Regions from separate parts of the Mus musculus genome. Here region 2 is linked to region 1. A link is a loop called in an ENCODE intact Hi-C map of the cell type or tissue named here. Cell type or tissue: gastrocnemius. All regions are shown on one strand. Links, peaks and the distances in the headings refer to the core of each region. The heading gives the core; the rest is flanking DNA.

The links. Hi-C counts contacts between places; a loop is a spot of excess contacts. Peaks named below come from ENCODE experiments on the same cell type or tissue, not always from the same donor. Only the 100,000 strongest peaks of a DNase experiment are listed, where the experiment ranks them.
Region 2: it touches region 1 in a loop (2.1-fold over the local background); 7 of 42 quality-filtered maps call a loop at or near these places.

Annotation. Positions count from the first base shown.
Region 1 is chr9:66,426,848-66,443,275 of GRCm38, reverse strand. Herc1 (HECT and RLD domain containing E3 ubiquitin protein ligase family member 1) reads right to left here. Exons shown (of 78, transcript NM_145617.3): 26 at 14,197-14,465; 27 at 9,785-10,000; 28 at 9,432-9,552; 29 at 8,973-9,210; 30 at 8,678-8,865; 31 at 5,526-5,681; 32 at 3,992-4,098; 33 at 3,370-3,480; 34 at 1,197-1,373. Among named protein-coding and RNA genes, the nearest start is that of Fbxl22, 80 kb to the left of the region's middle. In gastrocnemius, for the core only: no CTCF peak of the experiment used is centred there; no DNase peak of the experiment used is centred there.
Region 2 is chr9:66,477,840-66,494,267 of GRCm38, reverse strand. Herc1 (HECT and RLD domain containing E3 ubiquitin protein ligase family member 1) reads right to left here. Exons shown (of 78, transcript NM_145617.3): 58 at 15,177-15,323; 59 at 14,736-14,837; 60 at 13,233-13,406; 61 at 12,171-12,464; 62 at 10,546-10,611; 63 at 10,265-10,390; 64 at 9,231-9,369; 65 at 8,020-8,201; 66 at 7,189-7,344; 67 at 6,197-6,319; 68 at 4,836-4,938; 69 at 2,141-2,310; 70 at 974-1,112. Among named protein-coding and RNA genes, the nearest start is that of Fbxl22, 29 kb to the left of the region's middle. In gastrocnemius, for the core only: no CTCF peak of the experiment used is centred there; no DNase peak of the experiment used is centred there; H3K27ac peaks cover 1,094 bases.

The DNA.
Region 1 (16,428 bases), core at 4,866-12,865:
GGGGAGGGTTGTGGAGGGTAAGTAAGAGGTGTATCATTTGAAATGTAAAAGAATAAACTGATTAAGTGAAGGGAAAAAAAAAACAAGAATGAAGTCACATGAAATTTTAAGTAGTTAACTCCAACACACCTAAATGACACAAGTTAAGTCAATATTATAGTTTGGCTCACTTAGTTGCATGGGGTCCTGTTATAGTTTTACTGTAATGCATAATGGCCAAGAATCAAGGAAGTAGATCGAGTATAAAAAGGGAGTTAATACAACAGAGAAAGTCCTACTTGTAAGTTGGCCTGACTGGATATCTTACCAATAAACTATTCCTTAAATTGATTTAAAAAACAAACAAACAAACAAACAAACAGCAATCTTCCTTAACTGGTAAGGCTGGCTTTGCTGTGCCTACTACCTTGTTTTTCTAATTAACAAGATGGTATCATAGACTTTCCTTTTGGAAACCTAAACTATGAGCACATGTCATGCAAAATTTTAAGCCAGTACCTAGTGAAAAGCTTTGATGCTGCATCTCTAAAAGCTTTTTCAGGTAAAATTATGACATATCTGATGGTATATTCTTACTAATGGGGGAAATTGTGACTGTGTGACCCCGTTATTCTATGTGCTTTTAACCTGTCATTTAAAAAAATAAGGTAATTTTAGGCTAGTATTACATAAATAGTAGAATTCATGTATCTCCTTTACATTTTCCACTTACAATACCATGACAGAGCATCATCATTTACATAAAACATACACCTTTCCAAAGGTTTTGTTTTTTAATTAAATAACACAGAGAAATACGACCAAAAATCTTTTTAAAATTTTTTTTTAGATTATAATTATATTACTTCCCCCCTCCAAGCTATCTGATACCCTCTCTTGTTCTCTTTGAAATTCATGGCTTTTTTTCTTTGTTGAGCGCATGTGCGTATATGTACCTAAATATAAATAAAACCTATTATAATGTTACTTCTATGCAAGTTATCAGGGCTGTCTGTTTGGTATTATTGGTCATACCCAATAACCAATTGGTGAGCTCTTCCCTGGAGAAGACTATTTCTCTTGTTCTCAGCATTTCTTAGTTGTCTGTAGTTCTTTGTCTAGCAGTAAGAACTCGTGAGCTTTCCCCCATTAACAACCTTATTTAAAAACTAAAAGTACAAAACAACAATAAAACAACCACTAAGAATTCTCCTTACCTTCCACTGATAGCACCCAGAAGTCACCCCAGTAGATGCTAATCCATATCCTTTTCCTCCACTGCCATGAGTTAAAATCTGTCCATTTTCCACAATGCAACACTGAGCCTTCTCTGGATCAAAAGAGACTTCTTGTATGGGGAGATTTTCATCCTCTTCCTCCAACTCTCCTTGCTTCTACCAGAAAGGAGGGTGGGTCAATATCTGGGAGTAAACAGACCTCTAATACATTCCTTGCTTTTATTTCACAGCTATTATATATCTACCAGGTTTTAGTTACTGTGCAAGACAGTGCCTATTAAAAAAAAAAGCTTATTGTTCATTTAGGGCACATGGAGACTAATCAGTCAGTTACATAGTGAGACAGGAATCCAGGGTGGTAATTCCAAGGTTTTTCTCTTCAGTAATAACTAGAAGGGGGTGAATGAACAGAAAGTGATGGAGCTAAGGATGTTATGTTTAACACAGTAAGTATAAGTTGTCTGTAAGGTTATCATTCAAGTGGTGAGTTAATGGAAGATAGCATATAAAATTTAGGTTACCAATGGCATAGAAAGCCAAATAAGGTTTCTTTAAATATGGAAAAGGGGAGAGGTGTGATAGTTAGGGGGTAAGGATGGGGATTATGGCTAGGTCACACAATAACCCAACACTTAAATAGAAAACCTAGAAGAATTAAAGATCAGTTTAAAGAAAAATCAGAAAAACTGTGAAATCACAAAAAACTAAGCAAGAAATGTATGTGTATGAAGTAGAATTCAGTTTGGAAAATAAGTCAGTGGAACCTCATGGCCACAAGGATGGGTATACAAGAGAACAAGAGTAAGAGATGGGCAAAAATGCAAGCAGGGGGTCCTCTATATCCAGGCTCTATATCCAGTCAACAAACCACAGACTTGAAATATATTTTTTTAAAAAACAACTGAATTGGTACATACATAGACTCTTCTCATTCAATAAAAAATATGGTATCACAATTCTTTACAAGATTTTACACTGTACGATGTAGTATTGGAAAACCTAGAAATGATTCAAAGTTTATAAGAGAATTGCATGAGTCATATTATAAATACCATACCATGTTATATATGAGACTTGAACATCAACTGATCTGGGTAAGCATAGATGGTCCTAGAACCAATTCCTATAGATACTAAAGAACAACTATAAATGTAATGCTAATACTTTATGGAATTCTGGCATCTTGCTGGATGATAAGCAATTAAACTGAAGAGATAGAAGCAGCTGAGGTGTAGTTTACTGTAAGGTATGAAGGACCACTCCCGGAGTTAAATGAGTTCAAACCCCAGGAATCTCATAATTGAGAACAGCAGGAATGAAACCATTCCCTACCTGATTCTGTACCTGCTCTGGAACACAAAGCCATGACACCTGACTAAAGAACATAGACAGTGAGTCAAATAGCATAACACCTGGAGTTCTTCTCCATGCTAATGAGGTATATAAATAGCCTTGAGCCTTCGGCCAATGACCTCCACTTCCTGCAAGAGGTATACAATCCCTGGTTCACCCTGAATAAAGTGTGCATTCACATCCACCAATCAAGTAAAGCAATAAGAACAAGCAAGGATTGTCTTGGAAAGCTGCTTCATTAAGGACTATCATGTAAAAGGCCTTCACCTTAAAGAGCAGAGTGTAAAACTCCAGAGAAAGGCTTTCTCTCTTCGAGCCCCTCTAGTAGCCTCAGCCCTCATTTCCAATCAAACCAGATTCTTCTCCGCCGGACTCTGCCTTCTGTTCTTGGCCTGGTTATGCAGCCGCTGAGGGGAAAGGTAGACCTCACACCCCTAGTTTTTGACTCCCTCTGGCAGTACATCTGCTGTGCCTGGGTACCCAGAAAGGAGACTTGGAACCAATGTGCACTCTCCGTTCCGGACTTTGCCCAGAAGAGAGGCAGAATGTTGTGCAACAGTTTACTCCTTTGAGAAGCACAGTAGCACGGACAAGAGGGACAGTCAAGAAGGCCTCATAGAAAAAAATATGATTCGAGAGGTGAGGATGAAAGAAGAGAGATAAAACACACAAAGAGGATATGAAGCAAATTCTACAGCAAGGCCCCTCATAGTAGGATCTTACAACCAGAGACAGAGTTGGGCACTATTGTATCTACTTCCGTGGCCTAAAAACTCCTTTTGAGGGAAGAATCGATTACCTGCAATTTTATTTCTTGTTCTTTTTCCTTTATTTGAATAGCATGTTTGGCCTGAGCAATGGGAGTCTCCCACATACAATCCGACAGAAGGGAAAATAAGCGTTCAACAACCTGGTGTATTGAAGGGAAAGAATGATAAAATTTATAGAGAGAAATGTTACATATGTTTTTGAGGTATCACATACTGTAATATTCAATGGGGTATGAAAATTGATTATTCTAAAATCCAAAAGTTATGTCTGGCAGGCCTATGTGGAATACTTTTATTTTTAAAAGATCATCAGCCCACTACAAAATGGCCTGGTTTTATATCTTCTTTCTAGATACAGACATTTTCAGTTTTACTGTTTCACACACTTTTCTCTCTAGAGGCCCAATCTAAAAAATTGTAAACTGTCCTTTCCTTTTGACTTTACATGTATATTCTACTCCTCTACTTCTTATACCTCACAACTTATTTTCTTCCTCTTCCTTAAGAATGAAGGATAAATAAAGCAATCTGAGAAGTAGAGACTATTGAAGTTAGACACATTTACAACTCGAGACTTTAGTAACTCTCAGTTTTGGGTGAATCACACCACAGATGTAGAAAGTATTTTCCAGCCACTTAAAAATTACAAACCTGGGCCATTTGGTCATCTTCTACACCAGATTCACAAGCTGGTAGCACAGCCTCAAGGACGTGAAGAGCAAGAAGCCTCGTTCTTAAGTTACCAACTAGAGGAATACCTGGGGACACAGCAGATAAATCTCTGTTATCAAAGTGACTGGCATCCAGAGTTAAAATTAACTTAAAATAAAATTTTTCTAAGACTACAAAGCAGTTTATAAAAGAAATAAACCTGTATTTTAGCCTAGTGTCACATAAAGTCTGAACCCAATCTGTGCCTGTTAGTGTATGTATGTGTGTGTATATATATATTTTTTTTCATGTACATGTTCAGTGTACTGCAACACTGAGTCAAAAGTCGAGTATGTATTTTATATACATTAATCATAAAATCAGAGTCTGAATTATAACTGAGTTTAATAAGCCAAGACAGGCTCAAATAGTTTTAATAATTTGACCAAAACTCCATACTTCAGTAAAAGTAGCATTTTTAAAATGTCTTTGAGCTTCTGAAGCCCAAGCATAAGTTTTCATTCCCTTGATCTAGTCCGTGGCCCATTTTAAAGCTTGGTAGGTTTCTGGGTTTTTAAAGTTTTCTCGTGTGTGTGTGTGTGTGTGTGTGTGTGTGTGTATCATAGTACCCTTCACAATGTACTTTTCTTAAGTTAGAAAAGGTAGACACAAAATATTGGGATGTAAGTATGTACTCTTCTTATAGACATACCTTAATAGATTAGGGAAATGAATGAGTACTCATGCTCTAAAAACATGATAGGAACTTCATGTTATTAAAGGAAGCAGTAAGTTATACCAGTTAATAAACATTGTTGAAGTATATAGAGAACATAAACACACAATAGCCCATACCATAGACTACTATATTGCAATTCTACAAGTTTCAAACACATTAGACAGAGATGATGAAAAAGTTCTGGAAATGGGTGAAAGGATACAACACTGTGACTGTGCTTTAATGCATGAATTGTATACTTACATGGTCAAAGTTTAATTTTTGTTATCTACCTTTTAATCAAAACTATGGGTAGCAAAATACTATCAGTAACCTGTAGAAGATTACCAGACTTTTAGGCTGGAACAAGGTATTAAGTTTATTAGACAGAGATGTCATAGACATCACACAATAGAAGTCACAATCAAAGCAGCTGAAATCACATCAGGATAGAGGGGGCATACAAATTCAGATCTGACTTGACAATCTAAAATGTGAAGTCAGACTCAGTAAATTATATACTGTACACATCTCTTCTTATTTTTAGTACATGTTATAATCTGAACAAACAGGGCTAAATTCTCTAGAGTAAATCATAATTTAATTTCTCCAGCACGACTTGGCATTATGAATTCCTTACCAATTGCTATCCAGAAATTGGCATTTTAAAACTGGCACAAAAAAAAAAATCAAAAGTCAAAGAAGAAAAATTCTTGAAATCGAGATCAAGTGCCCACTATTGTTAAAATTTTAGCATTACCTTAATAAAATACATGCAACACATAAAAATACTCTAAGCAAAGGCAGCAGACATACCTGAAGAACACTTCTGAGATGCTATGTTTAGAAGCACTTCTGTCCATTTGGGGGAAGCCATTTTTGATTGAATTGCTTTTGAAGACACAACTCTGCGAAGAAAAACTAAAAAATCCCCTAGATGGAGTTCAGCTGCATGTTGTTTCCTAAGAGCAGCTGAAAAGTGAAGAGATAAGTTTATATTTTAATTGGAAGACATCAGGCTAAGGTTTACCTTATTCAGCTTACATTTTAATTACATTAAGTACAAATCTAATTCCCAGTCTAGGTTTTCAAAAGGGTACCAATTTTTGAAAACTAGAAAATGAGAAAAGATAAAAATTTAAATGAACCTGGAATGAAACATCTTTATATGTATGGATGAGAAGCATAAGCATGCTAGAAGAGCACACATATACACACATTCTTTGTTTAATTCCTTTTCACATTTACTTATCCTGGGACAGTTCCATGCAGAGAAGAACTAGAATTGTGCTAGGAGGGCAACAAGATAGAATGCCAGGCCTAAGGAAGAACATATGAACATCTGCAACAATCTGGATACAAGTATCCACAGTGCTACTTTCAGAGATATTCTGGAATGCTAGTTAAGGATAGGAGCGAAAACTCTTGTGAAAGAGAGGAGACCTCTGGAAAAGAACATGCCTGACAACAGACAGCCAGTATCAAGTTTTACAGGAAGCTGCATGCAGCATAGGAAAACTTCTGTCTGCTGTGATGGGTGAACAAGACTATGACAGAACTAAACTGCTGCAGACAACTAGAGAGGAAACGAAGAACTACTTTACATCTCCTCCAAACAGTACCTTGTCTCATTATTTAATACAAAACATTTTTTATAATATTAATCCAAAGAACACAGAAGTATCAGTCTCTCCTCTATACCTCTGTCTTTCACTCTAAACTTGCCTCTGTACACCTTTTCAAGAGTTGGTTCCCGTTCTAGGAGAAGCCTTCTTTTATCTTTTACATAATGTCTCCAGCAAATAGTTCTAGAATAAACTAGAGCCATATGGAGGTGAATATCTGTATTCCTGGCACTCGGGAGAAAAAGAGGCAGGAGGATCATAAACTCAAGGACTCTGGCAAAGCCTGGAGACCCCTAATATAAAGCAGGCTGATACAATACTTTGAAATAAAGACCATATACCTTCCTTTTCATTGTGTATTTTCAAAGGATTAGAGGTTCTCCATACCTAAGCAGCCTGATTCTGAATGACTGGACATTGATGATTTTAGAGTGAGTCTCCATCCTAGCCATTTTCCAAACTGAGCCCTCTCTCTAAGACAACTAGAGGGGAACGGACATGCACTTGATCTGTTGCCACACATTCGAAGACCCAGTTATGGAAAAACTGTGTTTCTTTACTAGATATTGAAAAAGCCCTATTTTTGCTGTTTTCTTAGATGGAACACTGCTGGCCTGCAACTCATGTTCTTCTCTGACCTAACTTCTCTGGTGGGAGTTCTAGGAATCTGCCAGCACATGCAGCTAAGGATACAATTATCTTGGGGCATTTGGCATTCAAGGAAGAAAGGTAGAACCAGCGTAGCTGTTTTTCTGTCTGATATATTTAAGTCTGATTGTCACTAGGATATCATTGCCAAAAGCAATAGAGAATAGTTTATTAGAAAAATTAAATGGAAGATAATTTTCTCCAAAATGCAGATATATATTGGAATGCATAAGAGTTAATAATTAATTCTGGGGTTTTTTTTCTCATGTGTTTTGTTTTGTTTTGTTTTTTAAAAAACGCATTTTTAAAAAGGATTACAGAATTCTAGAAACATTGCTGTTGTCTGTATGTGCAGGAGCACAGACTGGTGAGAACCCAGTACCTTAATAGCTCTTTATACCCTAGTAGATCTCAGAAGAAAGAGGCAGGGACACTTTGTTTTTATTAACCATTTTGTAGTCTGCCTAAGCTCTCTGAGTAAAGATTACTCTATACACAATGAAGGGGAGAAAAAAAACAACATACCACTGGCTTAGGCTAGGAAACTACAAGGCTAGATCTTAATCAGAACCATACTTCTACACTGTGACATAATTCATCATTATCTGTGAGTCAGATAATTCTTCTGAGTTTCTTGTACTGTGCCATATCTGCTCACAACTTTGCCGCTACCATGACCCTATGTCAATGACAACAAAGACAATGCTTTATCATTTTGCATCTGTTCAGTATATTCTATTTCCCCCCACAAAACTCAGCAATATTAATATGGCATAAGTATCATTTAATTACAAATATTATCTATTAGAATCTTAAATATTAACAATCACTAAATTTTTATTATGTGCCAGATAATGTTCTGGGCTTACATGTATTAAGTTATTTAGTCCTCAAAACAAACTCCACAAAGTTGGCTCTTTAAATTACCTTTATTTTACAGATGACAGAACTGGAACAAAGAATGGTGAGATAGCTTAGTCTCTTCTATCTACCCTTCTAACCCAGAAGAGACTTTTAAAGGGCACTGGGAGAATGAGACATGGTAACTCACAATCCTTTTGAAATAATGACCAGTTTTAGACTTTTAGTCTCATAATTACATTGAAGACAAAGACAGTAGTTCTACTGCTTCAGATATAAATTCTACTGGAAACTGCCTTAGTTTCACTTCTTATGGCTATGATAAGATGCCCTGACAAAGGTGGCAGGCAGTGCTCTCTGTTCATGAAGTTCCTGTTGCTGTGACGTCTCAGATCTCATGGACTGAACCTGGAATGGTGAACCAAATAAAACCTTTCTCATCTAAGTAGCTTTTGTCAAGATATTTTACTGCAACTGGAAACCATGTTCACTATATAATAAATGAAGTAGCAGTAACTACACATTATATTGGCCAAGTGTAAGGAGGAATTCTGTTAGTTCAGTTTTTTCTGATTATAATCCAGTTCCCAGTTGCCAAAGCCAGTTCTCAAACCTTGAGAAGGAGCAGTAGCTCTAAGCAGCACCAGAGTAAACAGAGCACAGAGGCTCAGTCAGAAGCGCATCTAAACCATATGTATGAATAGAGAAAGGGGTTGCAAACAATCAAGAATCCTTTCGTATCACAACAGGAAAAAGCCAATACTCTTACCATATGGACACTATGGACAGTCAAGTATTTGCACATAATAAGAAAACAAAAAGAGCTTATACTACCTCTGAAATCTCTCTTCTCAGCTTCTCCACTGGAGTCAACTTTTTTTTCTTCTTCTTCACCCTCTTCTCCTTCTCCAAAAGAGGCCATAAACAGCACACCAGTTTGAGACAATAAATTCTTCAGTTGACTACAGAGTAGATCCAACAAGGACTGAACTACTTTGGGGCTCAGTTTATCAGCATAAGTTCTATGTGAAATAATAGGAAAAATTAAGAATGAGAATATAAGAAGAGATAAACACTATAGAAAAAAACAGGCCCCACCTCATTCTATCAAGACCTTTGTAATATTTACCCAGTAGTGATGGCTAGAATCTGGAGCAACCTTGTACTGGCCACTTTCAAAGCTGTGCTAAGCTGAGAAACACCAGTCTTTGGCAACAATTGCAGGGGCTGTCCTAACATGGTGTCTGTTCCACATAACTGTGACAATACATTCAGCAGACCAGTGGAAATTGCCAAAGAAACATCAACTGGCTGATAATGAACACTGAGGGCAAAAACTGTAACCAAAAGAAGACGTTGCTGGGCTTCTAAAAAAAAAAGGAAAGACAGACAGTTGAGAATCTCTTTGAAATTAAGTATTTATTAAAATAAACTTCTCCAAACTATAAATGATAGTATAAAGTAATATTCAATTTTCAAGTACTATATTGGTCTGTTAATATAAAACATAAAATAAAGATAATTATCTACCATAACCTCAGGCAAAAATGTACACCCTTCATCTTTATTTGTAGAAATATTTACTCACCAATGTGATGCTTATTTGCTTGAAGGGCTCTCTCTAGAGTAGCAGACAATTGTTGGTAAATCTTATGAACAGCCACCTGGATTTCAACCTGAATATTTCTTTTAGCTGCTCTGATTCCATCCTAAATTACACAGAGTTTTAAAATCAGCACAATAATACAATCACCTACCTATTCCCAACTGTATGATTCACAAACTTATACAGATAATGATAGATCTTTAAAAGTAATGTAAAAGCTTTTAGAATTTTAGCCTCAGTCATACATTATCACCAAGTTCCAGATGGTCTACCTGGCTTTGTAAAAAGAAAAAGAACTACATACAGAACAAGATTTCGTCACTCATGTCACTTACTTGATAGTGATGCAGTCGGCCACTCTCTCCTTTGGTTCCCGTGTGTCCAACAGTACCTAAACCGAAACACCCTGCTAGAAACTGCAATCTCACAGATGTGAGCAGGGTGGATGACTGAAAGCCTGAACTTGATCTGCTTCCTGTCAGCAAGACGTTACCCTTTTCTTCCATGCCAGACAATAGAGTGAGGATCTGGTGAAGTGCCTCCAAACGAAGCTAGAAGGAAAAACATTTGAGGTTCTGTCACCAAACTCAAACATAAAGAATTCTGTATGTCAGAGGTAATATGTTATCTAGGACAAAGAAAGTCTAACATTTTCTAAGAATCTGTTAAACATGTTATTACTACTGTTTATTAAATCAAATGCATCTAGAGCCTCTTTGAGGATATTTTAAAATAAAATAAGCCATGCATACACTGGGAGAGTAGGTTTGGGTTGGTTGGTATTGAGGACTGAATTCAAGATTTAAAGTGCTCCATGGCTAAATAATATATCCTAAGTTTCTAAAGTAGTAAATGTAAAGTTTGTTACTCCAGATTTGAGGGATGGGGCCACCTACCCATTTCAAAAATTTTAACCCAGAATTGTTCTGTCTGAAGGAAACACAGGAACAAAAAATGTAACAGAGACAAAAGGAAAGACCATGCAGACTGTCCAACTTAGGAATCCATCCCATTTGCAGACACCAAACCCAGTCACTATTGCTGATGCCAAGAAGTGCTTGCTGACAGGAACCTGGTATAGCTGTCCTCTTGAGAGGCTCTGCCAGCACCTGACTGCATATAGATGCAGATACTCACAGCCAACCATTGGACTAAGCCTGGGGATTCCAAAGGAAGAGTTAGGGGAAAGATTAAAGGAACTGATGGGGATTCCAACCCCACAGGAAAGAACATCATCAACTAACCAGACCCACCAAAGTTTCCAGGGACTAAACCACCAACCCAACAGTATAATGGATGGGTCTATGGTTCCAGCTACATATATAGCAGAGGATTACCCTCTCTGGCATCAGTGGGAGGGGAGGCCCTCGGTCCTTTGGAGGCTTATTGCCCCGTGTAAGGGGATGCTAGAGGCGTGAGGTAGGAGTGAGTGTGACGGTGGGAGATCACCCTCTTAGAGGCAATGGGGAGGAGGGATAGGATCAGAGGTTTGAGGAGGGGAGACCAGGAAGGGGGACAACATTTGAAATGTAAATAAATAAAATAACCAATAAAAAAAGGTAAAGTTTGGAGACAAGATGTCAAGGCCACATTCTTCTGCATGTTGGGCAGTCTTAGGAAAGTCAATGAACTTTATGAGTCCCAGTTTCCTCAAATACAAAACGAGTATCAGTGTCTAGCCTACTCAAAGAGCTACTATGACGCACACAGATACATGTGAAGAGTTCAAAGCTTTATAAGTACAAGTAGTGAGATTGCATAGAATGAATACTTTTTAGTTCCAGAATCAGAAGTACTTCTCCATGGTCTGTCCAAGGCTCACTATCTTCTCTACCCACTACTGAAAGACCCATCACTACAGTGGCTCAGCCTACTCTTCTTTGAAAAAAAAAAAAAAAATGGATTTCTACTTTAAAAGTTTAGATTTAGAGAAAGTTGTAAACCCTTTTATGTGAAGCAGTTATCTCAACGGTAATAATCATGATCACAAAATCACAGCACTGATTATCAGCTCTGAAAAATACTGAGGATGCTCTAGATACAGCAATAGCAACTACTCAGTCAAGATTAATTCTCTGTTTAACTGAGTTTAAGACTTATTTTGCTTTAGGCATGTGTGTATGCCTGAGTGTATGTATGTGCAGGGAATCCGATTCCCTTGAACTGAAGTTATAGACAGTTTAGAGCCACCTGAAAAGGGTATTGGCAACAGAACATGGGTCCTCTACAGCATACGTTCTTAATCACTAAGCCATCTCTCTAGCTCCAGATTAGATCAGGTCAGCCTGAGCTATACAGGGAGACTCTTTCTCAAGAGGAAATAGGGGAGGAGTGAAAATAGAGAGAAAATAACAAAGGCTGTATCTCAATTTAGGTTAGATTTCCACAGTAATGATTACCACAGTAAAGATGAGCAAAATTTGAATTAAAAAGTAAACCTTAGGACTAGGAAAATGGTATGATGGGCAAGAGTATTTGCTCTGTAAGCATGATGAGGTGAGTTTTAATCCCCAACACCCATTTAAAAAGCAAGCCTTGCAGCAAGAGTCTGTAACCCAAACATTGGGAAATCAGGAACAGGTGAATCCTAAGAGATCACTGGTTAGCTAGCATAGACAGAAGAGAGGTTCCGTGGGCAATAAAGTAGAGAGCAAAAGACTACAATACCTGACATCTTGCATGGGTCCCCACAACTACATGACTGGGCTCACATACCTAAACCCATCTCATTAGTATACAATTTTCTTTCCTCTTTAATAAATGATACAAAAAGTTGTTCTAAAAGTTATTTCTTTAGCATTTCTCAGTAAATGATTTGCATATCTATTTTATATAGCTACATACTGAATAAAAGTTTTTCAGGCAAAAAAAAAAAAAGATCATGAATGGAAATTGTTCAAGAACCACTGAGACAGGACTGCATTAATCTGTAATTTTATATATATATATATATATATGTGTGTGTGTGTGTGTATGTGTGTGTGTGTGTGTATGTATATATACACGTGTATATAAGAAATATTATATATAAAAGATATCATATATGTGTATCTTTATATATTCACATATAAAGTGAAATATGTATACATATATATGTATATGTGTATGTGTGTATGTGTGTGTATATATGTGTGTGTGTGTGTGTGTGTGTGTGTGTATATATATATATATATGTATGTATATATATATGTATGTATGTATATATATATCTTCATTTTTCATGACCATGACATGTTGGAAGTAGTCTTTATTTCTTATAAGGAAGTAACTTATAGGAAGTTCCTAAATTTGGATTTGCTACCCAGTCCCCCTCTCACAACTAGAATAGAGCTAGAGATTTGTAGAAGATAGCTACAGAATTCAGTATTGTCATTATGTCAATGATACGTTATATCTACATGAGATATTAATAGTAATAGTCATTATGATTGCTTAAAGATCTATCTGCCAGATTTCTAATGTCATTCCTTTTTCTTCCTCTTTCTCATACCTACTAGAAGCAAGTTACTAAGTACAACCCATTAACAAGGGTGAAAAATTTAATTTCTATTAGAGGAAGGAATATCAAAGGATCTGTGGTCAGATTAAAAGTCATTAATATTTGGGGCTTATTCTGTGACTATGCAAACCTCCTAGGTACCCTAGTTTTCTCATGGATGTCTTTACTCATCTTTGGGTCTTTACTGTAGCAATCATTGTTGTGGGTATCACTAATGTTTTGTTCCTGCCTTTTCTTTTCCTTGCGTTTGTGATAGGGTTTCTCCTACGCAGCCCTAGCTGGGCTGGCATAGATTATATAGCCTAGACTAGCCTCAAACTCACAGCAATCCCTGTGGCATCCTTTTAATGCAGAGATAAACAGTACAAAATGGAGGGTATGAGACGGAGCCAATTTCAACCTTGCTTCTAGAAGAGAGACGACTGATGACAGTTTGTCCTAAGAGATAAAATCTTTAAATTGTACGTTTTATCCGGTTCAAACACTGTTGTGCTGCTTTCATTAAGAAAAGGATGTCAAGTTGGGTGCACGCCTTCAGTCCCAGCACTCAGGTAGGCAGAGGCAGGTGAATCTCTCAGTTTAAGGCCAGCCTGGTCTATTCAGTGAGCTCTAGGACAGGCAGGGCTAAACAAAAAGAAACCCCATCTCTAAAGAACAAAACCAACCAAACAAATAAAAACATAAGCAAACAAAGAAAAGAATGTTAAAAGCTCAGGTACAGAAAAAGGAGACAGCCCAGAAGGTAGAACACTTACTGCACAAGCACAAAGACCTGAATTTGGATTCCCAGTACCCACATAAAGCTAAGCCTGCCAGCATCTCTGTGACCTCAGTGCTGGAGGCAAGCGAGGCACAGTCTATGCAGAACCCAAGCTCAGAAGGTTTTGAGGTCGCCTCAAAAACTAGTAACAACAAGGTTCACTAGATAGAGGTATTTGCTGCCGAGATTGAAGGACAGAGTTCGATCACTAGAACCCACATGGTAGAAGGTGAGAAATGACTCCTACAAGATGTCCTCAGAACTCTGTGGCACACGTACTATAAAGGAGGACACGCAAACTAACCTCTAGACTCCACCCATCTACACACACTGTACCACACATGCACATGCACGGAGTGGAGTGGAGGGGAGGGGAGGGGAGGGGAGGGGAAAAGAAGGGCAAAGCTTTTCATAGAATTATACATTCAGTGAGTGATTCACTTTTGGTTTCCAGAGTTGCTTATGAATAATAAATATCCACAACTTACCTCTGCCCTTAGCTGTTGCTGCTCCATTGCAATGATGGAGGCCTGGGGACTTGTAGACATACTTTCTTCCGGCTCCTTGAAACCTGGAGCATTCCCCACATCTCCACTCACAAAACTTACAACATTTTCAATCAATGTGTGAACTCCCAAAGACTTGGTAAGGTCAAAATCAGACTCAAAGGAGTAAGAGGAGTTGTAGAACCAATCTCTGGTATGTTTCAGGCGAGTCCAAGAGTCACTCAGAGATTCTAATTGACTATGCATAGGACCTACATGAAAATAGGGGTTAAAAAAAAAATCACACATCAACAGCAATCAAGTAGAGAAGGGAACACATTCTCAAACTAGATGAAGGCTGAGCGCTACTATCATACCAAGTGGTGAGAAATGGATACTCATGTTTGAACACATGCATGCATTAAGTGAATCTGGTCAAAATACTTTGGTTAAAAAAAAAAAGAACAAAAATAAACAAAAGTTAAAAGCAATGTAAAAAACTAAAGAGAAAGCCTTGTTGATTTATCGGTGTCCATGTCAGTGCTTTGGCAACACGCTACCACAAGAAAATAAAGGCAGAAGCTGCTCTGTAAGATCTTAATCAAAAAGGCTCTGAAGTATCACAACACATCATTACTCAGGAGCAACACCAAAACGGGCACTTAGAACTCTACTGGTAAAAGCCAATCAAAAAAGGATTTCATCTGACTAAACATCATTGCAAAGGGAAGTCACAACTGCACAAAATGTCTACAAATCTTCAATGAAATATTAGCAAAAATGGTTATACAAGGGCAAGTAAACTTACAAAAAGGAGACATAAACACCACTGTTAAGTTTCACTTACTACCTGTCATGTGCATATTTATTTACCTCAGGTTGTTAAGCTCCTATATAAAGGAAGCAAAGTTTCACAAAAAAGTAGTATCCATTGTAAAATATTAATGGTATTACCAGCAGTTTGTATTAGCAGCAGTAATAGCTAAGTGTTATTAGCTTGCTTGTATTTTTAGGTTAAACCTTTAAACATCAAATACTACCATATTAGAATACAAAAATAACTTTCTAAGTTACAAGCCAAGTTTAGCTCTAAAAATATATCCATATCCAATTCATATACTTTTTCTTTAAACATTCTTAGGGAACTAAGTTTGCTTAACTATACTTTTCGTTCATAATAAACCTTCTCATCATTGTTCTATATTTTGCCTGCTTTTGTATTTATATATTTATATTATTATTGAATATAAATATAAAACTGACAAAAACTTGTATCAATTTGTTTTCTACCTAAATTTTTACTAGTCTGAAGCTTAGGCTTATCATTCTCTTCCTTTTACTGCTATCGAATTTTGTCTTACATTCACTCTAAAGATGGACAATCTTTAACTGTGGTGATTATTTTACATAGGCATGTATTCTGCATGTATGTAGGGATATAAATACCTATGTGTTTTTAGATGCTCATGAATGTTTATGCACCTGAATGAAATTTGACTTAGGGTGTCTTCCTGGATTATTCTCCATTAACATGTTGTTGCAGAGTCTTATAATGAACCTACCACTCACTGTTTTAGCTTGCTCTGAGGACTCCCCTATCTCGGCCTCCCTTGTGATGGGGCTATAGGTGGACTACTAAACCCAACTGGCCTTCAGGTAGCTCTGGAGATCTAAACTCCAGTTCTTACACTTGCATAGCAAGAACTCAGATTCATCCACACAGCCCCAGTTTTAGCCGTATTTTACAATCTTAAGAAAGTATTAATTATGTAATCATTTTAAACATATTCTTTTTGTGCAATATAATATTGCCAACATAAATCCAATTTACTATATATAGCCAGGATTCATTTGTTTATTGTGTAAACATACCAACTTTCTATATTAGGAATTAATTTTAAGGTACCCAACAAAGATACATCATGTTAAAAAAAAAACTGCACTTGTTAAATTATACCAGACAGAAAGTTTTGAAAAGATTATTACTAGTGGCCACAGAGGAAGAAACTCTACTACAATATTAAGCATTTAGTCTTTCATTTTTTTACTGTTACACTGGTGCCAGTTAAACCTCAGGGCTTTAAAATCAGACATGGAAATTCTTAATAGGGAACTAATATTATGAACTATTAAATATCCTAATAAAATTAATTCATATACCAAAGAATTATTACCTTTTATATTTTCATGAAATATTCTTTTCTCAAAAGCTTCTAGGGGTGGTGGTGGTGGTGG
Region 2 (16,428 bases), core at 5,387-13,386, 50 kb before region 1:
CCAACACTCTTGGCTTCCTTGTGGATGTTTGGACTCAAATACTGGTCCTTATGCTTGTGTGGTATTTTGCTGAGTAAGCTTTTTCCTCAGTCCTGCCATATATTTTCAAGTCTTTTAAAAAAATGACTATAATGATTTTGTAATACTTAAAGAAATGTTAAAACTAGAGGCAGTCACTATTCATATTTTATGATGGAATAAACTGGCAGTAACTAGACTTGTATTGAGTCACTGAATAAACATCTTTTTGCTAATGGCTACTGGAGTGACAAATATAACACCTCAGAGCTTTTATTTTATTTCGTTAGTTTTTCAACACAGGGTTTTCCTATGAGGCCATGGCTGTCCTGGAATTTGCTCTGTAGGCTTGGCTGTCCTAGACTGCTTCCTGAGTGCTGGGATTAACGATGTGAAGCACCTCCACCCAGCTCTCCTCAGTTCCTTTGTGATAGTAAGTCTTGCAAAGCAACTGCCATCTTTTTATTGGTGTGTTTTGAGAAAGGGTTTTCCTACCAGCCCTAGCTGACCTACAACTTTCTATGTAGATGAGGCTGGGCTGGAATTCACATAGATCCCTTTGCCTCTGCCTTCCAAGTGCTGGGATTAAAGTTGGATCAGGATGGCCAGTTCTATTTGCTACCTTTTTATCGATACAGGTATATTTATACTTACCTATATAAGTGTATGTATACTTAGTAGAAGCTCTAATTTAATTAATTCTTGTTTGCCTAAAAAACATGCTGATTTCTTTGAGGACTGAGAGAAAGAGAGGGCATGAAGTTTGGCTATATACTGAAGTCTGCAGAAGAAATGCATGATATGAAATATTTATGGTGCTTGTAGCAAAAAGAATACTCCAAGCCTTGATGCATTTTAGACATGTTGGATGCAGTGAGAACTGCAAGCAGATAGAGCATCACGACACGACTGAAAGTAGAAGAGCAGCTGGAAGAGCACAAATGGTCCGTCTCACCTGGTGCTCTTGGTGGGACTGGTGGGGCTGTCCATGCAGCACTGTGGCAACGGCCCGCTGAAATCTGGCGGATGTTTTTCCCTTGCAGAACTGTTACCAGGGTTGGTTCTCGAACGTGGTTGGTGTGGCCTAGGCCAAGCTAAGAATAAAAAAGCAAATGCACAGAGATTGAAGAAGCAGAAGGCAGGCCAATGAAATCTATTAACATCTGAGTCATGCATCAACTTCAATAACGAATAAATTCAGCCGGGTGTGGTGGCGCATGCCTTTAATCCCAGCACTTGGGTGGCAGAGGCAGGTGGATTTCTGAGTTCCAGGCCAGCCTGGTCTACAGAGTGAGTTCCAGGACAGCCAGGGCTACACAGAGAAACCCTGTCTGGAAAAACAAAAACAAACAAACAAACAAACAAACGAATGAATAAATTCTGATTTCTCTATCACAGTAGTAGTCCTTATAAGTTTAGACTGTCCCCTAAAAGCATTAGTCTTAACAACTGGTCACACTCTTGAATTCTTGGAAGAGGTATCTTGGAAAGGGTAGGAGTTCTTGTTAAGTGAAAAAAGAAGGCTCTCCAGAACTCTTACTTAAGACACACTGGTTTCTGGGTACACAGATATAAAATATACATGGCTCCAATTCTCTGCTCTTAGCAGCAGCAGTTAAGTGTTCAACATCAAGGAAGATTTTGTCAAAACCTAACCAGGGAATTCCCCAAAGGCTCCTCACCATTGGTTCTCCTTTCATCAAGATTACTGCAACCACAACTTCCTGATCTGCTAATGCAGGTATGAGGAGAATGTAAATGCTCACTAAAACAACTTTGAATAAGAGGGTCTCTGATCTGAGATTATGGGAGGAAGTGAGGATGGCTCTGCTTGTGGGCTGAAAACCACTGTAGAAGCATCAGTCTCTCAGACATCTCCTACCAACGTCTCTCTTCCATATACAGATAGACAGAAGGACTAAGGACACAGACCTGAAGTCTTTTTACATTCTCTTCATTTTCATTCCTGCCCTTACTCCTGTGACTACAGGGGATGACAAGATTTCTTGCACAAGCAAAGGATTCTCTGAACACTAATATTTTAAAATACAAAGACACTCTTACAAATAAACAACACCGTCAGATTTCTAGAGTATGCAAGAGCAGCAAATATGCCATTTACCTGCCCTTCTGAATTGCTACCCCAGGCATAAACATCTCCAGTTGATGCCAAAGCAAGTGTGTGTTCAGCTCCAACAGCCACATCTTCAATGACCACTCCAGCCAGGACAGGGATTTGTTGGGGTCGATTATGATTACGAGCACGTCCCTCAGGCAAGCCTATCAATCGGTCTGGAAGAATAGCAAGAGGAAGTGTTATAGATGGCACCCTGAAGTTTGTGTTCTGTAAGAAACCATTAACTTCTTGCCTTAGAATGACAATCATGCAGGACCCTGATATAGCTGTCTCTTGTGAGGCTATGCCAGTGCCTGGCAAATACATAAGTGGATACTCACAGTCATCTATTGGATGGAACACAGGGCCCCTAATGAAGGAGCTAGAGAAAATACCCAAGGAGCTAAAGGGGTCTGCAAGCCTATATGAGGAACAACAATATGAACTAACCAGTACCCCCCAGAGATATATCTCTAGTTATATATGTAGCAGAGGATGGCCTAGTCAGGCATCAGTGGAAGGAGAGGCCCTTGGTCTTGCGAAGATCATATGCCCCAGTACAGGGGAATGCCAGGGCCAGGAAGCAGGAGTGGGTGGGTTGGGGAGCAGGGCAGGGGGATGGTATAGGGGGCTTTGGGGATAGCATTTGAAATGTAAATGAAGAAAATATCTAATTAAAAAAAGTGTTTTAATACACACACACACACACAAAAGAATGACAATCATGTACACAACATGGTGCAAAAACCTGCTATTCCAGCAAAATACACTAAATTTTAAGTAACAAGTCTGAGGCTATTCCTGTATGAAATGTTAGTCTTTTTATTTATATAGAAAATTAAAACTAAAGTCAGTAAGTCAAGGCAAGAGGGTTTTTCAATACTCTCATATTAAAAGGACTGACACATGTTCAACAAGGCCTTCAAGTTTCTTGTGTTCTTAAAAAGAATGACATTCAACCTGTTTTAGCTCAAATTTCTACCCCACCTCTCTCTTTACCCTTGTTGCTCAATAACCTCCAGGTCCATTAGGCATGGCATCCGACATCTGACCTCAATTTGTACAGCTGCCCTAAAACTTCCCCTCAAAACCTTGAGTTGACTCCTGTCTGGTTGCTGCAGTGGCCTCTCAGATTCTGGCCATAATAATCATGACACATAATTGTCTGAAAATATGGCCTGAGCTCTCCCAGGTCCCTGGAGACTCTTCATTATCCTTGCTAATATTCTATTCAAAATCTTCCGTGCTAACATTCCCTAGAATTCTACTCTGTTCTTCACTCTACATGTTTTCTGGGATTCTTAAATCAATGACTAAACCTATTACCTATTACCACTGTGTAATCAGTATCCTAACCTAGATACGCATACCGAATCCCTTTGGAGTCCTAGATACAAATTCCCAATGACCTGTTGGAGATCTCCATACGTATATCTAGAACAGAAGTCCCTATATGGTGGCTATGATTTGGACATAAAACGGTCCTAAAAGCTTATGTGTTGAAGCTATGGATCCAAACTAATAGTGCTACTGAGAGGATGCTAATTTCATCAATGGATTCGTCCACAGCTGAATGGTTACTAAGAAGTCAGACCTGGTTAGAAGAAGTAGTATCATTGGAGGAATATCATTGTTTTTTTCTTATATTTATTTATTTAAAAATATTATTTATTTTCATTTTATGTACATGTTTGAGTGCCTGCACGTATGCCTGGTGCCCATGGAGACTAGAGGAGCGTGTTGAATGCCCTGGAATCAGAGTAGAGATGGTTGTGAACCACATGGGGTACATGCTTGGAACCAAAGGCAGGCTCTCTAAAGAAGCACCAAGTGCTATTAACCACTGAGTCATCTTTCCAGACCTTTATTTATTTGCTGCTGCCTCTTCTTCTCCTCCTCTTGTGTGTGTGTGCACACATACAAGCCAAACTATATATGTAAAGGTTAGATTATTTTTCCTTTTCCACATGTGAATTCCACAATGGAACTCAGGTCTTACGCTCGGCAGCAAGTGTCTTTATACAGAGAGGCATCTTGCCAGACTGGAGGCATGTGTTGGAAAGATTATCTTGTCTCTAACCTTTTCCCCTTTCTCTGCCTCATATCTATCACAAGGTGACTAGCTTTGTTCAGCCATTCTCTTCTCTCAAGAGAATCTGTTTCTTCATGAACCCAGGAGCAATGGGACCATAAAACTACAGACTAACTCCTCGGCATCTGTAAAACAGAACTACACACAGATCCTTCTGCATCCATAAAACAACCACCTTTCTTCCATTCTGTCAGACCCTTTGTCATACCAAGGAAAAAGCAAACTCACACAATAACTACAGCAAGTTCCTTCCCTCCTGAGCCAGCTCTTTCCTTACTCAGAGGACTCAGTGCTCTGACAAGGGAGAAACTCTAGTCACAGTTGACTTCATCTCTCACACTGCCCTCACACAGCTCTCCATCTCTACAGCCTGACAGCAGCAGAGAGGAGGAGGTAGAGCTCTTGTCAGCCATTCTTTCATCAAGGGTGAAGGCTCTCACTTGAGAGTTAATGGAGAGGAATTTGTCCCTGAAAACAAATTCATCAAATAGGAGCACAGAGTAGCAAGAGAACAAGGATAACACCACTCAGAACTCTGTATGGACCTAGAAGGCAAACATTTTATAATATACACGTATAGAAAGTGATGTAGGTGGGAAGATATCTTACCTTGACCAAAAGTGTACACATGACCATCTTTAGTCAAAGCCACAGAAAACTGAGTTCCACAAGCAACCTTTTTAATTCCAATTCCACAGAGGACATCAACTTTCTGTGAAATAAAAGTATAAAGTATATGTTTGAAAGGGAAAAAAAAACAAACAAACAAGCAAAAATATCTCTTAAACTTTCCTACTGGCATTTATAACATCAAATACTGTCTTCAATAAAAAGGGCAATTGTTACTGATTTATTTTACACAAGTCATATTCCTAGAGACTCTTTTCCCCTACTGCTCTGGTCAGTAACTGTGTGAGAGAGAATGCAAGTGTCAGGAAGTCTGGTTAATGTCCTTGGGAACCCATGAAGTGGAAGCATTCCACTGAGTAACAGAAACCAAAGAAAACCATGACCTTTTAAAACAACATTGCAAGCTCCTGTGAGACCACAAGCAGCTTCCCATCAGTTTGCTTTGCTTTTAGCTTTCCCAGGTGGTAACAGCTGTCTTCTACATTCCCCACAGATGAAGTTGAAGTTGTCTGCTTTTTTGCACTCCTATTGAATATTCATCAAAGCAACTATTAACTTGTCACAGACTATATATGATAGTAAACTGAAGTTGAAAACAAAGTTATAAATTATGTCATGCTATTTAAATATGTAAGGAAATTAAATATGTAAGGAAAACCCATGCAGCAAGGCTGCACAGGAGGTCTGCAGAACAAAGAAACCTAAAATGTGAAGTACAGTTCCTAGTTAATTTTATAAGCACTTATTTTTCTATATATTTTTGAAAGATGCACAATTCATTGGTAACATGCTGAAACAGCAGCTGCAGGCTACTCTGCCCATGGATCCCTCCCATAAGGACCTGGGAGGTGCCTCTTCTTTACATGGGACACAGTCATACAGCACTTAGCATCTGCAGAGACCAAAGTTTATCCTTGTGGGATGTTTACATCCATTTAACCTTAGTAATGGTTTTTTAAAAGTCATGATCTAGGGGGCTGGTGAGATGGCTCAGTGGGTAGGAGCACCCGACTGCTCTTCCGAAGGTCCAGAGTTCGGATCCCAGCAACCACATGGTGGCTCACAACCATCTGTGACAAGATCTGACTCCCTCTTCTGGAGTGTCTGAAGACGGCTACAGTGTACTTACATATAATAAATAAATAAATCTTTAAAAAAAAAAAAAAAAAAGTCATGATCTAGAGTGTTGGATATTTGAGAATAAGCAAATGAAGGCCTTAAGCCTTCATTATAAATTATAAAAATGTTCAAGCTAAAGCATTTCCAATGTAAAAGAGGTACTGATATAAGCAAAACCTAATTTCTGTTGTATAAAAACTGATATTCAAGGCATAACTGACCTGAGGAGAAGACTTTGCTGTGGAATTTCCTAGGCCCAGTTTACCATAGTCTCCATCTCCAAAGGCCCACACCATGGAGCCATCTGCTGACACTGCCAAGGTGTGGTTCAGCCCACAGGCCACCTGTAGGAACAATGGAGGGCTCAGTGAGCAGATCCTCTCACCTCTCACAAGCTGTTTCCACGTTTCTCTCTTCTTAACTGAAAAATGTTATGTGTTGTTTCCCAAGATTCTTCCTGGTTTTGGTAATGGCTTCGAAGGTTAACCCAAACACATCAAGTACAATTCCCAAGATTCCTAAATAATTCGTTTTTACTTTTTTTCAAAGTAAAATCCTTCAAGCATCTGTAGCTAACTAAGAACATAAAAGTAGAAAAGTCATATACCTCAGAAATACTCATTTACAACAGAGGCTGTCTCAGCCATGACATAGGGAAGTCAAGACATCTTACCCATTATTGAGAAACACTTACAATGTCTTTATGCAGATGGAAAAATCCAGTTATACAACTCAACACTGACACACAGGAACAACAGAAACGTTGTACTGTGTAAAGGCAGCTTTGTGTTGGTGTTGTTGCTTCTGTTTGCTTGCTTGTTTGAGATGCGATGCTGATAAATAGGCTAAGCTTGAACTCTATCTAGATCTGCCTGCTTTGGCCTTTCAAATGTTGGTATTACAGGTATGTGCCACCACGCCCAGCTTTTAAAAAAACTTTATATAGCAAGTTGTTGGTAGTAATTTATGGATGGTATTTTGTTGTTGTTGTTGTTTTTGTTTTGTTTTGTTTTTTTTAAACAGTCACATCCAAAAGTTAGGGGACAAAAATGTGAATTTTTCACACTGGGAAAAAGTCATGAAATTATAAAGTATGTGAACCAAAAGGTACAGAGGTTAAATGCAACTAGTTAGTTCTGGTCTTTCTGACTAACAGAAGAATATCTAAGTAGAAACAGAAAAGGTAAGAAATTACTATCAACTAAAGCCATGCCTGTCCAATCTGATATCCCTCCAGCGCGGTCACTCTCTCTGGAAGTTTTTTGTTAGAGGTGTTTCCAAGACCCAGACGGCCATAGTCACCGTTCCCAAAGGTAAAGAGTTTGCCATCCGATGTTACCACTGCTGAATGCTTGAAGCCACAAGACATCTAGGACAGAATCAAGTAGAAAAAAAGTTTGTAAGAAGATAGACTAGGAAAGAAGTCATTCTCTTTTGATTATGAATGCAGCTGACAAGTGAGGAGCAGGTAGTCTGTCCATCTATTAACACAGACCTCCTGACCTGCCTAGCAGGTTTAGAAAAACCAAATAGGCCCTGGAACAACTGTCATCACTCTTTTGGCTGTGTACACTGACAGACTAAAGGAAATAAATGAGTGGAAAATTTATAGTAAACTCTGTTGTGCTACGTGATTTTACAATATTATTTTAGATCACTAGCTGATCTAACAGACATGCACATCCCTTTCCAACAAAAAGGAGTTAAATGAAAACGTCCCCACTACCTACCAAGAACTGCAAGGTAGGACCTAATCCTCTAGAGCTTTTTCCAAGAGTATTCAGCATCCTATCTTGGACTAAGTCTGCTGGCTTGGGAAAGTTAAGTTCATTCTAATATTAAAACCTATTTAATTTCCAAAAAGCTCAGTAATGAGCTGAGCCGACATAGTGGAGCCAAAAATAGTGAGCCAAAAATAGTGGATCGCTTATACTACTGCCCCTGGAATCTGTTTTTATACTACTCCTGCTAGCTAAACTTCAGAATGTTATTTAATAATACTGTATTTAGATTCAAAGGCAAACTTATGAATGCTGTGCCTGACCTGTACCACTTCTTCTCCTTGTAAGGCCTCAATCTGCCTTGGTCGCCGCTGTCTGTCACTGTTTCCATGGCCAAGTTTGCCATAGTCCCCATCTCCCCAGCTAAAGACTTCACCACTTTCTGTCAAGGCCATTGAGTGCCCATCTGAGCCACAGGAAGTCACCAGCTGGGTCACCACAAAACCTAGAAGATAGCAGAAACACAAGAGGTCTCAAATGATAAATAGTCACTCTTGCAGCTACTAAGAAAATGCCCTAAGATTTGAAAAACATCAAAATGGTACTATAGAATAACAAACTTTTTAGAATTTTGAATCAAATTTATAGACATAACCTTGCATATCTGGGAGCAACCATGCAAAATGATGAAGAAAAGGAAGGACAGCCATTACAGTCACTAATGCTCAATCAGGATTATCAAATTTTTCCTTTCACACAGATCTAATGGCAGGCACTCCCATTTTCTACAGTTGCAGAGACTAAGTTGGAAAGTGGTGTGGTCGTTATGCAAGGTTTCAGAGCCAGGGGCCAGAGAGCAGAGGGAGGAACCCCGCCCGTGTTCCCCCCTACAATGCAGCATACTCTGACCCAGTTCTGCACAAATCTCCTGTGAACTTACTGGGAAGCCTTAGTAGAAGCATTTACATTCATGAACAAGTATGCTCACCCTACAGCCTATAGGCCAAATACATCTGAAGATAGCTATGGGTGTGGCCTAACACATTTGCAGAGGATATCATATCACAGTGTTCAAACGTTGAATGTCCCTTATTGTAAGCTTTGGGATCCAAGAGACCCCATAGCAGTTTTTATTGCTTCTTCCTCAAGTGACATAAAACTCTGCCAGATGCCCTTTAAACTCTTTAGCATAGTTGGAGATTTTCATTAAACTATTTTTTATGTTAGTAAAACACACACTTACACACACACATACACAACTACCTAATTATGGTTTAACAATTTAAAAAAATCTGCTTATAATTTTAAACATTTGGTTTCCTTTAATATCAAGTACATATACGCTGCCAGATGTTAGCTCTCCTTCTTGTGAAATAGCTTAAAATGTGGAAATTAAGGCTGTATATATTACCTAACTAGAACCCATGCAGAAGCAAACTCCATGTGTTCACTGAGTTGGGAAGTTCCAGTGGATGCACACACTCCTACAATCAGGTCACAATTTCTAACCTTTCTAAATTCAGGGCAGCCTCACCTTGTAGGGCTGAAATCACAGTCAGCACATGAAGGTCGTCTGAATTTCCTTGCCCTAATCTGCCATAACTTCCTTCCCCACAAGCCAACACTGTCCCATTGGCCTGGATGACAAAGGTACAGTTCTGACCACATATAACCTAGTATAAAACACATAATTAACAACATTACCCTTATTTGAGTCAGACATAATCAAGATACACTGTGTACATGCATGAAATTATTTAAGACTGAATAAAAACATTACCACTCCATTACCCTTATTGTTTATCTCTAACACATTTACGGACATTTTAGATGAGCCCATGCACCTGAGGGTATCTCTACCAGTTCTTTATTTCCTTTGTACCAAAGTAGAAAAACTGGCCTACATGTAGCTTCCCTGTAACCTTTGACTACTATGCTTCTGATTACAGTTAAAGCACATCAAGAGTCCCATCTGAATGAAATAAATCAGAACCATGAGATTTCAGCAAACTGTGCAGAGTTAAACAAGATAAGAGAAGAAAGAGGAAAGGATGTAGGAAGCTACTAAAGACTGGTGGAGAAAGAGGCAGAAATTGGAGGGGACACACACAGGGAAGAGCAGTGAACTCTGGGACAGCTTTAGGTAGAAGAGAATGCAAGTGAAATGAGTGGCTTCAAGGATGGTTTGGGAATACAGTACCATGCCTAGAAGATGAAGGGAGGGGCATCAATAAAGTCTAGCTAAAGATCCTAGGTAGATCATGGTTCCCAAAGAGCACAGTGATTAAGATTAGCTCAGCTTCCATAAATATACACTGCCCTGGCCTAATATATTGTGGTATTAATTCACTATACTTGGAAGCAAGAAAGTTATAGAAACTTCTTAATAAAATGTCTTAGGTATAATAAAAGCTTAGAAAGGTTTTATTTGGAGGCTACATATAAAATGAAGTTCTTTAATGATTCACCACAATAGACCAAAAAACTGACAAGATTCAACCCCAAATAAGTTGCTGAAAGCAACTAGAATTCTCACATTTCTTCTCTGTTCTTTACTCTGCTAGTTACCTGTTGGGCTTGTGAGAATGAAGGCGCTGTAGCTGGTACCATTACGTTTCTTCCAGCTTCGGCCAGCTGTCCATGCCTGCCAGCACCCCATAAGTAGACATCACATTTACCTCCCAGGTGCCAGTCCTAAAAAACCCATAGGCACCCAAAGTTAGGTTTATCCAGTTGCTCAAACAAATACATACAGAGCACCAGCATTTGACAACCTCTACAGAAACACATGCATCTACAATCAAAAGGCTGAATGAAACCCACCTCACAGCAATCTCATCTTTACTGACCTCAGGTCTGGAAGTTGCCCAAGACATAATTTGTTCATCCATGCCATTGATCCACTTGCTGTTATCCTGCAAGACAGAGCACACATCAGAAACAATGATGCTTTGCCAGGACTTGTCTGCTCGGTTACTGATAACATTTCCTTTCTAAAGAACATGGTGATATGACATGTCAGGAAGAGTTGTTCTTATTTTCTTGCTATGTTGCTCACGTCAGCTGCCTTTAAACTCTTGGGGTCAAAATTCTCTTGGTTTTTCCTTCTAGGAAGTTCGGGTTTAGAGGCATGTGTCATCCCACCCAGCAAGTTTGGTATCATCATAATTTCAAACATGCGTTTTTTTTTCATTCTAATATTGGCTTTTATTATACACACTTTCATTATCACTGTTGCCTAGGTTCAAAGGTAACCATTCGTGTTTACTGAGTACCAAGGGGTGTAAGGCCATGTACAAAATCTACTGCCTCCTTAGATTCTTTGACTAGTTTAGTGGGTAGGTCTTGTCATTGTTTTGGGCTTCAGTTTCCCTATCTGTAAGATGAAATTAGGCCCAAATGGGGTTCAGAAAGAGCTGTTGCACTCTACTCCACTCTATTCCATGTTACTGAATGTACTCCTCTCCAGTCTATTATTTGTATATGGTGCTGGGGACTGTGCATGTCAGGCACAACCCTATGGAAGTCATTTCTTTTTTTTTTTTTTTTTTTTTTAAAGATTTATTTATTTATTATATGTAAGTACACTGTAGCTGTCTTCAGACACTCCAGAAGAGGGCGTCAGATCTTGTTACAGATGGTTATGAGCCACCATGTGGTTGCTGGGATTTGAACTCCTGACCTTCGGGAGAGCAGTCGGGTGCTCTTACCCACTGAGCCATCTCACCAGCCCCCATGGAAGTCATTTCTTAATTAAAACATATATTCAGATGCCTTTCTTTAATTAATTTATCTGTTTTATGTTGTATTTACATTTTTATGTTCAAATTTTTGCATACATAAACCATAACTAAAGTTTGGTCAGGTGCTGGCTTGTATTGGCATTTTATGATCATCACCATTTTCTATGGGTAAACACTATCAACTACAGTAAAAAGAAATGACACACTGAATGCTCTTCTGTATTCTCACTTGATGCTGATTACTCTACATTTTAAGAGTGGACTAAATCAGAATTTCTATGTGGCATCAATCTCACAAAATGACCAGAGGAAAACTAAAAATGTGTATGATTAAGGTACTTAACAAGCACCTACAGACAAAGAAAACAGAAAAGCATGGAACTATGTATGGAGTCAATAGATTCAGAAAGGCTCTGTCATCAAGAGACTTGAACAGCCATCCACTAGAAAAGTATATTCAGCCAGGCGTGGTGGTGCATGCCTTTAATCCCAGCACTTGGGAGGCAGAGGCAGGCGGATTTCTGAGTTCGAGGCCAGCCTGGTCTACAAAGTGAGTTCCAGGACAGCCAGGGCTATACAGAGAAACCCTGTCTCAAAAAAACCACCAAAAACAAAACAAAACAAAAAAAGGTATATTCAGTCTATCTAAGGGCATGTTGCTAGTCACTGGCACACCAAGCAGCCATAACACAGTCTCTAAGACAACCAACAGCAGCTCGAGTTTTGCTTACCATGAGGAGCACTAGCTCATCCTCAGGAACAGGCTCTAGATCTGGGACAGTAAATGACTCTGGAAACTGCGCTCCGTTGGTGAGGGCCTCTGCAGCCTTGATAGTGGTTGAAAAGCATTCTAACCAGGCCCACTCATTGGGATTCCAGGATGTAGGGTCAGGGAGACAGTTCTGATGGTGTGGTGGCACTGGAGGGTTACACAACAGCTGATCCAGATGAAGTCCCACAGCAAGGGAAGCCAAACATTGCATGTAGGGGCTATGAACAAGCTGGTCACCACAAACTACATGAGGCTAAGAAAAAAACAAAAGAATGCCACATTCAAGAGGAGCCTGTGTCAGATACTCTGAGTAAGCTTATGTTGTGAAAGCTTATGGAACTAGTAAAGAGAATTGTGTATATTCTTTCCTCAATTTCCCTAACATCATATATATATACATATATATATATTTATGTATGTATTATATATAAATAAAACCTTGTATAATCATATCGCATTGATAAAAACTAAGTAACTTATCCTGGTATAACATTAGCTAAACTAGAGCTTTATTTGGTCTTATCACTGACAGCCTTTTTTTTTCCAGAATCTGATATGGGATCATATTAAACTGTGTCTTGTGTATTTTTTCTTGATTATGAACAAAATCACAAAGACCTTATTCCTTTCACATCACATTTCTTCCTTTACCCCAGGAAATCAAAGGTAAATCCCCTTTACAGCAGTCTTTAATCATGGCAGAACAAATCTATCACAGAGATCATGGACATTAAATCCAGGCATATTCTTCAGTTAAATTAACTGGATATAAAGTGAATAATTTATATGAAAAGGAATGTATCAACACTAAAAATTTTGGGATCACAGTTTCATTTTACTCGAGTGAAAATAAGGAATGGACTTAAGATTACTGAACAACCAACTGCTTTAGGTATAATGACTTTACTTCTGTACAGATAGCTTCACATATTTCCCTCAAACTTCATGTCCTTGGGTGGTTTGTGGAGGAGATTCCAATTCCAAAGCACTAAGTACTATGGGAGTGAGGGCCATGAGTTACCTTTTCATAGGCATATTGCTCTTGAAGCATCATGGGTAGCCGTTCCAGAAATGCTCTCATGCAGGGAGCCATGTTTAATCCCAGAACACCCTGTTGTTTCAGGGCTGTTCTACAAGTTGCTAAAATGTGATTGGCAGAAGCCCATTCTGCTGTGCAATTAACAACCAAAACATCCTGGTGGAAAATAAATCATGCCAGATGATTAATTTGTTTACATAAAAGATTAAAATCATGCCATCACCACAGAACCTGAGAAATTCTCTCCAGTAATTAGATTAAGTACTTTGTCTTTTTACATATTTTAAAATGTCTACAGAAATTTTAAAAATCCTAATTTTTGTCTAAGTAAAATGAGTAAATAAAACAATTTTAGAAAGTATAAACTACCTTAACATATTTTCTTTAAAAACAGTATCAATTATCTGCCAGTTCTCAGACTTGTAAGAAAAGGCATGGAGTATACTTCACATGTCTGACACGACTATAGGAATACTAGCAGAAATAAAAATAGTTGTTTCCTCAGGAACACAATGTAAAATTTCAGAACTGCCCTACTCTATGCAGCAGGCTTGGTGGCTATTTGTACTGCTTAGGGTGCTACACGCTATATTGCCAATCTTAAGAAGAACCTAGGATTGGTCAGTTTTTATTTTTACTTTTAGTAGTTCTATTCACATATGATCATAGCTTCTTTTAACACTATGTAAGTACATAAAATATAAATCAAACACCACATTGATCTTGATATCACATCAGACTTGCTAGCATTTTATTAGTATCTTAAATTTCAAAGCCATGATGTATTTTGGATATTTAAATGTCTTTGAATATTTTTTCATAGACTGTAGTCTCCCCTCCTCCAGCCTGAAACCTGCTTGCTCAGGGGTGGAGCTTCCTGCTCATTCGTTCTGCCACGCCCACTGCTGGAACCTGCCGCTTTGCTGTTTGGAGCCACACACGTGCTCACCTTTCTACTGGACCTGAGATTATTCGGCGGGAATCGGGTCCCCTCCCCCTTCCTTCATAACTGAGTGTCGCAACAGTAAAATTTGAGCTTAGATCAGAATAACTGTCTTGGCTACATTTCTTTCTCTCGCCACCTAGCCCCTCTTCTCTTCCAGGTTTCCAAAATGCCTTTCCAGGCTAGAACCCAGGTTGTGGTCTGCTGGCCGGACACAACAATAGACTATCCTTTTGAGACAGTATAATGGTATAAAAAATTATGTGATAAAATCAGAATCTACTTGTGTCTTCCAAGGGAAATAAAAAGGAGAAAAAATAATCAAGCATCTTCAGCAAAGCCCAAGTACAGCAGAAAGGGTATTAGGTAAGAAATGAGTATCCCTGGGTTCTAACTCCCTTCTACCATTAAATAGTTGCATTATCTTGGGCAAATAATAATCTTTCAAATAGCAGTCATTCTTCTGTAAGGGGGGGCTTGGACTGCAACTTCTAAAATTTCTCAATGTCTTAGTCTATGGTTTGGTGTGTCTGCAGTGTTACCTTTGATCTATTTGAGCAGGCAGCTACCCCAACTTCTGGAATCCATACTGTGGTCTGAATAGCTCCAGAGCCGATTACAACAGTTTGCAAGACAGAGCCATCCTAAAATGAGATATATTTATCAAAACTCATTTCTTGACGTTAGGCACTATTGCCACAATATCTGTTACTTTACATTCACAAAATATACATTAAAAATTATAACTGAGCTGAATTCAAAAGCTTTCAATTTGTAACCTGCTACCCACTTTTTGCTTTAAACACACTTATCAGAAAGAAACCCAAAGGATCAGAAAGACTGGTTCTTTCCCAGTAGATGATTCTACGGGAGCATCTTCACTAGCCAATGAAATATTCTTAGGGTTGGTTGATTTTTATTATACATGATATAACTAATGTAAAATATATTTTTTTTAAATAAAAAACAACCTGTGTCCTTACCCTTAAAGACCAAATGTTCATAAGCCCTCCAAGTCCACCAGACACCAAGGCCAAGCCATCAGAACTGAAGGCCACAGTCCGAACAGGTGTGATGTGTCCCCGCAGCTGATAAACACACTTGGCTCCTGCCGATTTCCTATAGCCATCCTATAATTCATTGTTTTGATATGTGTTAGTTTAAAATATTTTACAGCTCATTCTTGGAAATTTTACAATTGAGTAGTATGGAGCTAGAGACTGAGACAGATACTTTCTCCCATAAAGTTGCTTAACTTGATGATTAACAGTAAAGCAGAAACCTGGCTCTGTTTTGATATTTTTAAAAATAATTTTCTGTTCTTTAAACAAACAGAAATTACTGTATTTCAAAATTCCAATATCTGAGACACAAAAAAACACCAAAACATGACTTTTGCTTGTGAACAATAGTTTTATTTACAAAATTTAACTTCATGTAATTTTTATTTTCTCACCTAACACTTCTGAACTGCATGTGTTCACTCTATACAAATAGGTTTGCCTACTGTGAGCTGATGGCTCTGTCTGATAACATCATGCCTCTTGGTCCAAGAATGGAGTTGTGAAATGGGAATTCTGAATGTTTGTGAGAAAACTCCAGAAAAACAAGACAAGAGGCTTGTGACCTCAGTTTCTTCAAAACACAAAATTGTTCTTGGAACGTGTTTTCATGTTCTCCCAGGTGTAGCAGATGGGAATGAGTTTAATTCAGATCACTCATCACAGCTGGCTTGTTATCTGTGCTTCAATGGGAAAACACATTTTTGCCATGTGTGGCTTTACACAAATATACTCAGGTGATTCTCTTAACCCTTGGAGCATAAATTACCTGATATTCTGAATAAAACTGGTTATTATATGAGCCTTTAGTCTGTCTCACTTTTTAGGCTCCATTACCTGTAGAGTAATTAAACAATATCCAATCAACATATTTGCTCTGCCAGGTTTTAAAGTGAGAAAGCTAAGGCCAGTGCACAAGGCAACTCACTTGGACAAGGAGTAAGCCATATTTACCTTTACTGATCTCATTTCTACTTCTGTGGCACCTTCTTCCTATCATTTAGCTGACTACTCCTTCCCTTAAGACAGATGATAGTACCAGATACACCCATCTCCCCCAGAGGCCACTAACGAGAACTTCTTCAAAGGGTGTTTACATCATAGACAAAAGGGAGCTGCAAACTGGTAGTTCGGAGATTCAGTTTAATCAGACATCCAGTTTTGTTTTGTTTTT